Linked DNA regions of Mus musculus: region 1 is linked to region 2. Evidence: chromatin contacts called from ENCODE POLR2A ChIA-PET data. All regions are on one chromosome and are shown on one strand. The core of a region is the stretch at or near the end of the contact, and the rest is flanking DNA. Distances in the headings are between cores, read along the strand shown. Region 1 holds the start of Klc1 (kinesin light chain 1). Region 2 has its middle 6.2 kb from the start of Gm51961.

Region 1 (4,790 bases), core at 1,662-4,161, 71 kb after region 2:
CCTCTAACCCCACCATTTGGGAGGTGGAGGAAGAGGTTCATAAATGTAAAGTCATCCTCTATTCATAGTGAGTCATAGTGAGTTTGAGATCTACTTGGGATATATAAGACCCTACTCAAAACATTTAAAACAAAAAAGACAAAGAAAGAAACAATGTATTCAGCAAGGATGGGTGCTGGTCTCAGAGATCTGAGGCTAGCTGTATAGATCTTCCTTTGCTTCACCCAGCCACCAGGCAGCTGTCCTGCCAAATATTTGAGTAGCAGGGTGCAGTATCCATGCCTTTTGCCTTGGTCAGCTCCTCCCCTGAGGGAGCAACCTCAGTCATTAATGGCTCCAAGAACTGGCAGGAATCCTGACAGTTATGACAGAAATCAAGGACTCAAAGGGCCTGAGTGAGTGTCTCTTTCTCGGGGGTGGAGGTGTGGGGTGTGTGGGGGGGTGGGAACGAGGCAAAGAAAGAGAAGGGTCAGCTTGAGCTTCCTCTCCTACACTGGCCACTGACCACGGTGACAGGTGCCAGGCCAAACTGTGAGGACTGAGAATATAGAACTCTCTGGCTCGAATGCTGTCAGGTCAGAGGACAAGCAGCTGTGTACACTGACCACATTTACAGTAGGGGAGGGGACAGGCAGAAGCCTGGAGGAGGCCTTGGCCAGGCTGGCATGGCCATAGAAGGCTCTTTTTTTTTTTTTTTTTTTTTTGAGGGAATGGCTCTGCCTGAGCCTTCAAGTACCTGGGATACATTTGTTGTGATCTAACTACTTTCTGTGGGAAAAACATGGTCATGGCTATGATGGAGCAGAGGTTATTTTGGGATCACACAGAAGTCCTCAGCCATGTGGGAGTGATGAAGAAAAAAGCAAGATGATACAGTGCTGGCTAGGTTCATGAAGGAGCCATTAAACCGGAGAGTTCAACCTCACCAGTCCAGTGACAGCGCCTTTCCTCCCCCCCCCAGCTGTCCATGGTCCTGAGAGGTGCCGTATTGAGGCGGTAGGTTAACTGAGGGTAGGATTCCAGCAATTCCACTTTGGTGAGCTGTCACCCGTGCTGGGTGGCCTTTGGGTGGTATAGCTGCTTGTATGCCATCTTTGCTTCTGTAAATAACCCTAATTTCAATGGCTCATCAAGCTGGACTGGGATGGACTTCTTTGCTCTGTTGATGTCCCATTTGGGGGGGGGGGTGAACAGATATTTATATATCTTTCAAAGATTCATATTCATGTATGTGCGGGTGTGCCCATGTATGCAGGTGTCACAGAGGCCAGAAGAGGTCCACAGGTACAGTGGAGCTGGAGTTAGAGGCTACTGTGGGCATTCACCCAATGTGCCTGCTGGAAACAGAACTCCAGTCCCCTGAAAGATCAGCAAGCATTCTTAACCGTTAGCCCCTGAAAGGATAGATGTCTCTTTATTTCTCCATGGGAAGTCACACAACAGTCTAGGCAGGGGGATGTTGAACTGGGTGTGGCAGAGAAAACTAAAGGACAGGTGAGGGCAGCTAGGGACAGGGTAAAGTGACCTTAGTACAACTAGGTCCTGTGGCCTTTGTAGACCAAGCTAAGGAGTTTTATGCTCATGCTGAGAGTGATGTATGTCTGCAGCAGGGTTGATTAGCTTGGTCTTTCCTCCTCCCCAACACAGCAGGGGTGCTCCTGTCTCAAGATTTAATGGAGTGTTCTACGCTGGTTCCGTGGTCCTGTTCTTTCCTGTGTGTGTCAGCACAATTTTCTGACCTTGGAGTTTGGGTCATGTGCCACTCCCTCACCACTCTGCCTGCAATTTTACTGTTTTCAACAAGTCAGATTCTGTTTGAGCTTGTTTTTTCTCATTGGAATGGGAGCTGGCCAGCAGACACCATCTGCCACTTTATGTACCTGGGTCTTCCTGTGAGAACCTTGGGAACTTAGTGGATATCAGTTGAAGGGGCAAAAGAACGAGATGATAAAGCTTGAACAAAGCAATGGCAGGGACAGATGAAACAAAAAAGCCCTTTGCTTGCTGAAGAAGTGTGTGCATATACAGGACTCGGAGGGGCAGTGATTGACCCATGGGAAAGAAATGGGCTCCCGCTTAGCCTACTCTTTTCTTTCCAACACCACCTGGGCAGGGGCCGTCATATGCTTTGTTCAGATGTATGGCAGTGGCTGAAGAGCCGGCGACACCCAACATCCAAGCAGCAGTTTGTGTGCTGGGGCAAGTGAAGCCTGCAGTAAAGACTGAACCCACAGCCTCTCCTTAGGCCAACATGGGCTGCTGCGCTCCCCACGGGAGCTGCCCCTTTATTGGCCAGCCTTTGAATTTTCTAGGAGGTCAAAGTAACTGGATCTGCTTGTTAAGATCAAAAGCACCTGCCTCCCTGATGTTGGTAGGTATAAGTGCAGGGTGGAGGACCGCAGCAGGTTCTGGGCAATACCATCAGAAGAGGGAAGCGTTTCCCAAGGTGGGGAGGCTGTGGGCATTCGCAACCCCTCCCCGTTAGTAATACAACCGCGCCATTCTGGAAACGTCTAAAGGCACCTGGAGGGTTCCCAAGCCGGTGGCAGGCAAGCTCGGCCTTGCCACTGACTCAGCGTCCCCTCCAACCCGCTGCTGAGTCAGGCCTGCAGTTGGGGTGCCAGGCGGCTGTGCGAGGCTCAGGAGCAACCTGAGCTGGCAAGCCTGCCCTTTGGGCCAGGCTGGAGGTCGAGCGAGAGCTGCGGCCAGGAGCGAGCCGCAGAGGGTGGGTCCTGGCCGCCTGGCGATCTTCCCGTCCTCCACGGGTGGAGGCGCGGCGAGGGAAGCCTCCCGGTCTGAGGCCACCACACACAGATTAGAGAGGCTCCTGGAGAGCTCCGGGCTGCGGACCCCAGCCTCAGTTTCCCCTGAGCCCCGCCCGGCGGCGCGAGGGCGGGTGACGTCACGGCGCACAGCATTGTGGGGCGGGCGCGGCGCCGGCGACGCCATTTTCGGCGGCGGAGGGTGGCGCGAGGCTGCGGAGCGCGGGTCAGGGTGAGGATGCTGCGGGGCGGCTGCGGAGGCGCCGCTTGCTGCTGAGGCGGCTGGGCTCTGCGCGGCCTCGGCCTGTGACAGCGCGACGAGCGCGACTCTCCCGATCGGACGGTGAGTGCGCGGCCTGGTCCCCGCCCCGCCCCGGGCTCCGCGCGGCTGGTGCGCAGTGCTCCAGACGCGGCCGCGACCCCTTCCCGCCTGCATCCTCCGGGCTGAGGCTTCTGGACCTTTCCGTCCACCGCCGCATCTGCACCCGGCCCTTCCAGGCTGCGATTTTGCTCCTCCGCCCGAACCCAGTCCCCTCCCTGGCCTTTCCATCCCTGTCTGCACCCTGGGGTTCCCTCTCCTCTCCGCTCCGTCCGCGCCCCTCCGTGCTCCGGTCTCTTGTCACCTCTGCCTGCGCGCCAGTAGTCTGCGGTCCTTGTCCTCTCTCAGCCTGTGCACATCCAGCAGGGGTTTCTGTCCTTTCTCCGCCTGCGCCTTTCTAGGCTCGGGTCTCTTGTCACCTCTCTGCGCTCCTCCAATCTGCGGTCCTTGTCCCTGTCTACCTGCGCCCCTGCTTTGGGTCCCTTCCCTGTCACTGGCTGCGCCCCTCCTGGCTGGGGTCTTTGTCGTCATCTCTCTGCCTGTACATCCAGGCTGAGGCTCTTCTCCCTTCCCTTCCTGTTCTGGTTCGGGTCCTGTCCTATCTCTGCCTGTCCCTCTCTGAGTTGAGGTCCTTGTCCCTTCTTCGTCCGTGACCCTCTAGGTTTGGGGCTCAGCTCTCTCTGCCTGCACTCTAGACTTCTGTTCCTGCCCCTTCTCTTCCACTCCCCTCCTGTGTCCCTCAGGCTTCTGTCCCATCTGTGTTCAGGGCCCCGCCCTGACTCGGGCCTCGGGGCGGGGGCGGCCTTCCAATGGCAGCTGTGGGCTTAAGGGACCCAAAGCCTGTCTGCTGAGGTCCTGAAGAGGTGGTGGTGGTGGTAGTGTGTGTGTTGGGGGTCAGCCGACTGGCTTTGTCTCAGGCCTCCCCGCCCTTCTAGCCCCCACCTCTCCCCGGCACCGCCCTGGGTGGCGTGCTGTCATGCTGTGGTCCATGGCCAGTGGCCAGCCAGTCTCTTTCTTTCAGTGGCCGGGTGTGGAATCTCCCTGTGACCTGAATGTGCCCGGCCTGGAGTGCTTTTCCTTGTTACATGTGGAGCCCCCTTCCCGTAAAAAAAAATTAAGGTGTTAATAAAGTAATATTAATATGTGACCGAGTGGATGGCATTATAATGAAGTTTGCAGGCCGTTTCCAGCTGTGTTGTGTTGGAATTGCTACTACCTGCTACTGTTATGTTATTGGTGATCTGGTGTACTTGCAAAAATGATGTCTTTAAAAAGCATGAGAACAAGAAATTTATATACCATTTAAACTGCTATGTTTTTGATTCTTTGCATTACTTAAATTCCAAGGCTCTTTATACGGTATGACAAAGCCTTAGGTCAGAATTAGCCTGGAATGCTTTGTAATAGGACAGTGAAACCCCATTAGGAAACTCGATCAACCTTGAGTCTCCTAAGCATGCCATAGTTAGGGATCTTCTACATGGAGGCCTATAGGCCTCAGTTGTGGTAGGAAATTTGACTTACTGTTCTTTGCAGTAAGTATTTGTAAGAATGCAATGATTCTATTTAAAATTCCACAGTGTGCGGTATGTGGGAGGGCGGGCCCCTTCTAGATCATTAAAGAATGCAGCATGTTGCAAGTCCAGCCTGATGCTCTGGTGGAACCAAGAGGGGTGGGACCTGGTGGTGACCGCTCTGTAGCACCAGCA
Region 2 (4,813 bases), core at 440-2,939:
AGGATGCTCTTGCTAGGTCAGTTGAATAAGACTCCTTAGGGAGGGTAGGGGCCTCCTTCAGACCTGAGCGCATGAGGCCATAGGAATGTCTGGGAAATGTTAGTGCCCAGTGCTCCCAGCTCTCACCTCCATTGGTGAGGAGCCTTACTTCCACTGCTAGCCTGGTTTGAACCAGACACACAGTGTGAGAGACATGAACAGCAGAGAAAAGCAGGGGATTAAACTCTTATATAGGTCCCAAGGAAGGGACCTCAGGTTTATAGACTTGACCTTCTGGGTAGCAGAGCTTGGGTGGTAACTCGCCCGTAGGAGTGTAGGGGTGGGATGAGCCCAGTCTCTGGATATGCCACTCAGGTTGGTGGTGAGTCACCTCCCTGTGGGGATGAGACAGTGACAGCCTCGTGGCCTACTGAGAGTGTGTCATGTCAGTGGTTGGGACAGTCAGCTTACAGAATGCCACTGTGACTACTGCCACCTTCTCCCAGAAGCCGTCCTTTGGGGTGGGAGGGAGTGGCTGACAAGATGGCTCAGTAGGTAAAGGCAGGCTCTTGCCACCAAACTTGACCAGACTTGAGTCTCTGGAACCCACATGGTGGACAGAGAGAACTCCATCTGACTTACACACGTGCACCATGGGACATGAGCACATCCCTGCCCCTCCATGTGTGTGTGCGCGTGCGTGTGTGCATACATGAGTGAAAGCCAGAGAGTGCCTGAGTCATCTCCCAGGACTGGGATTCTACACACATGTCACCGTTCCTGCCAGCTTTGCATTGGTTCTAAGCATTCAGCTTGAGTCCTTGTGCTTAAGAGGCATGCTTTAGCAGCTGAGCAAGCCATCCCCCTAGCTCAGCTCCCTTTTCTGCCTGTTCCAGGATCTGAGGCCAGAATCTGGGTTCTGACTCTGGTCCATCCGATAAATATCCTTTGTGCTCTAGGCCATAAAACAGCCTTTGCAGGCACCCGAATGGCCTTTGCACTCCAGGTACTGACAGCTTGTGCGCACGTATGGGGGCACTTGAATCTTCAGGACTGTGGAAGATTTGCAGTTAGTTTTCTAGAAAATGAAGGCGTTTGCCTTGGTTTCTTGTGGTTTGAAGCTGACCAGAAGTCCTACCTGGCCTGGGTCTGAGCACACAGCCTCTCTTTTGACCTTTCCAATTTCCCAGGTAGGTATACATACCCACTAGCTGCTGCCTTAGACATGCTGGGTAACATGTGACATCACACACACACACACACAAAGGACTAAACAGCGGTCAGACCTTCTCTTGCAAGGCTCAGGGTAGAGCTGAGCCAATGTCAGCCTGCTGCCGCTGGCTGCCTCTCCTGCTCCTGGGACGTGTGCCAGCATCACGAGCTTAGGTACAGTAGGTCCCAGCCCAGCTGTGCTGGTGCTGGCCAAGCCTTTAGTCTCATTGTGTCCATAGACACCCCCCCCCAGTCACTGGTTGAAGCGTACCCCATGGCTGGCCTAGACAGATCTGGGGAATGAGAGAAGGAACAGCAGATCTGGGGAGAAAGAGGAGCAAGCCCTTGCTGCTCTTTCTTTGCCCTGCTGTGTGTCTTAAGTGAGCCTAGCCCGTGGGCTCTGCATGGGGGTCATCAGCAAATATGGCCCTGTCCATGCAGAGCAGCCTGGCCAGCCTGCTTTGAGTCTTTTGCCAGGACGAGGGCGTTTCAAAGTCAGGCTGCCTCCAAGGCGGGATCTTCAGCGGGAGGGAATAACTTGGCTCCCACCAGGCTGAGAATAGCTCAGAATTGGGTCACGCTCACCGAGCACTCCGGTCACAGCCTCCAGCCTTTGACAATAATCAGCTTTTTCCCCCCGACATCTGTCCCTTCAAAGAGGGGGGAGGCAGGCTTGGGCACATTTTTAGAAGAATGTGAGGGGATGGGAGAGGAAGCTGTTTTTCCATGGACAAGCCTCCCTCCTCTGACCACCCCCCACTCCCACCGCCATGCTGGCCACTTCAAACCTTCCTGCCCATCCTTAGCTCCATTCCTAGGACACCCCCCACCCCCAGACTCCTGCTCAAACCAAAGCAGCCTTGTACCCCTCACGGCTGAAGATAAGGATTCTCTATCCTGGAGATATCCTAGACCTGTCTGCCCCTCCCCCAGCCCACACTCTCAACAGCCCAGCCTTTTGTGTCATGAGAGTCAGGTGGTACCTGCTGTTGTCCTCTTCTGTGGATGACATAGTGACTGTGCAGCTTTTCCTTAAGGACTTTGGGGTGTAAGTTTCTCGGATCCCAGTGAACTTCACTGAGGCAGCCCCTTGTCCTATTCTGCCCAACATGAACTTCAGAAATTCTTTACCTAGCTTTACCCAAGCGTGTTTCTGTAAGACTCCAGTAGGTTTCCCCTGGCTGCACTGTGGCCCCGGCCCTCCATAGCCTCATTGACATTGCCCACACATCCAGATACCTCTGCCTACCTACTCTCATGTGCCATGTACAAGTGTCAGGCTGCGCCGGGCGTGGTGGCACACACCTTTAATTCCAGCACTTGGGAGGCAGAGGCAGGTGAATTTCTGAGTTCGAGGCCAGCCTGATCTACAGAGTGAGTTCCAGGACAGCCAGGGCTATACAGAGAAACCCTGTCTCGAAAAACCAAAACAAACAAGCAAACAAACAAGTGTCAGGCTGCATGGTCAGTTTCCAGGATCTTGCCCCTTGATGAGTCCTAAGCACCTCAGCTAGAGCCTTATGTTCTGAGCCTCCTTGATCTAGGAACAAAGGTGACCTCAGACCTACAGCAATGTCTTTCGCCATTTGGACTGATGTCCTAAGAGAACAGGTCTGTACCTTTAAGTTGAGCTCCGTCTCTCCTGGCTTTGGCAGTACCAAGGTGTGCACTCACAGTAGGACTTTACACCAGATCCTCCTGGGCCCAGGACATCCACCTGCTTAGCTGACCCAATCTATGCTTACAGAGGGACAGCTTCCCGCTTCCTCTCCAGACACGGCTAGGAGGCTGTGTGCTCCAGCAGTGTCCATTCCAAGAAACTATTGACCAGTCGGATTCAGTCAGGTTGCCTGTGTGTGTGTGTGTGTGTGTGTGTGTGTGTGTGTGTGTGTGTGTACATTTGTGTATGGTTGTGTGTGGAAGTCAAAGGATGGTCTGTGAGGACTGGCTCTCTCCTCCCACTGTGTGGGTCTTAGAGACTGACTCAGGCTGCCAGGTTTGGTTGCAAGTGTCTACCTGCTAAGCAATTTCATTGGCTCCAAAAAAATATTAGCGTGAGAAATCTTGGTTCCCTCCGTGGTTTAGCTGCAGGGAAACTCATATCCCATTGCTGTCCATCTACTGGAAGTATACAGTGTTTTACCCCATCTATTATGTCCTATCTTTCCTGGGTCTTGCCCTTCCGGAGTAGCCTCGGGAGCGGGTATAGTCACAGGACTTTGGAAGCCAGGTCCATACTTCCACTTGGGCGTGCTGCCAATACCTAGTTCATCCTGGCCTATCCCTGTGAGAGGTGCCGCCTGAACCGATGTGCCCCTCCTGCACAAGTGTTTGCTTCTGAGAGCTTCTTAGGTCACAGGGTGAATCTCACGCCAGGCAGCAGGAAAAGCCACAGCCTCGTTCACTGTTGGCATGAAGCATCCACCGAAGTACTCACATGTCCCACCCAGAAACCCTCTGCCAGGCCCAGGAACCCACACCAGCTCTACTAACTAACCATCAGAAGGCTTAAGCCTGGCAGCCTCTGTGGAAAGACCTGGAATTCCTCAAACGAGCTTTCCTAGTCTGTGTTTCTCCAGACAGTAAGCAGTTATTAACTTATGAGAGACCCATTGCTCCTGAGGCTGTTGTCACTCAGAACTGCTTGGTCGTTCAGTCTGGAGAGAAGCACCTTGGAGCCCCTCAGACACTTCTCAGGATTGCTATCTGCTGCTGGCTCCATCTTGCAAAGGCACTGGGGACCCTGTAGAGAGCCTGCATGCTCTGCCATGCAAGGACCTCATAGTCCCAAGGTGAACAAACCAGCTGGTCTTTTGCTTGGGTTTTTGAGACAGAGCCTTAGCCAGAGACGTGTTGGTGCACACCTTTAAACTCAGCACCCAGGAGGCAGACACGGATGGATTCAAGGCCAGCCTAGTCTACAGAGTTCCAGGATAGCCATGGAGAAAACTTTGTCTCAAAAAAGTCAAACCTAGAGGGGTCTGGTATATCTCAGACCCTCAGGACTCTGCCTCCCAAATAATATTCTCCACCATGTTGTGTCCACGTGCTTTCTTTCATAAGGCATCTACCGGGAAACTTGAAATTAATTGTTTTGTTTTGTTTTGCCTCTGCCTCCTAATCGCTGGGATTAAAGGTGTGCGCCACAGCTGCCACCGCCGCTGCCCAACCTGAAGTAGATTGATTCCTGAGTGTTGAAAGCCAACTTTCTCAGGGTGCTTATGGTGTTTGTGGGAGGATATAGTGGCTGAGGGTTGCCTCAGAATAACCTGGGTGCAGGGTGACATGGGGGTTGGTAGAGACATAGCAAGCCAGGCCCTGACCTGATGCTGGGCAGGTCTGGGAAGGCAAGAGCAGCTCCTTAGGCGCTTCCCTCCCCTGTGGCTCCTGTGTGGTAATCACTCCCAGCAATCCCTGCTCCAAGCCTCACTCTCATCAGGAGTCCCTCTAGTTGGTGAACTCCAGGATCTCCAGTCCTTCATCACTGGGACCACAGCAAAGCTTGGGGTGGCCCTGTCCCCAGCACAGGTCACCATGTTCATCCATCTTCCTCTCCTCCAAGTAAGTCAGGATCAAACATCAAAGCATCCTAGCCTTGCAGAGTAGAGCCTGCAGAAGGGAC

Evidence for each region. ChIA-PET counts read pairs that join two places held with the same protein, here RNA polymerase II (POLR2A).
Region 1: POLR2A ChIA-PET joins it to region 2 with 10 read pairs in Patski. The contact joins the promoter of Klc1 here to the enhancer-like site in region 2. POLR2A ChIA-PET finds 5 or more read pairs at or near these places in 3 of 5 experiments (Patski and embryonic stem cell).

What each region holds. Positions count from the first base shown.
Region 1 is chr12:111,755,938-111,760,727 of GRCm38, forward strand. Klc1 (kinesin light chain 1) reads left to right here and starts at 2,912. Exons shown (of 16, transcript NM_001025360.2): 1 at 2,912-3,105.
Region 2 is chr12:111,686,189-111,691,001 of GRCm38, forward strand. No RefSeq gene overlaps it. Among named protein-coding and RNA genes, the nearest start is that of Gm51961, 6.2 kb to the right of the region's middle. Within about 2 kb of position 1,690, at least 3 of the 3 ENCODE cell types and tissues checked have a DNase peak (open chromatin) inside an H3K27ac peak, as active enhancers do.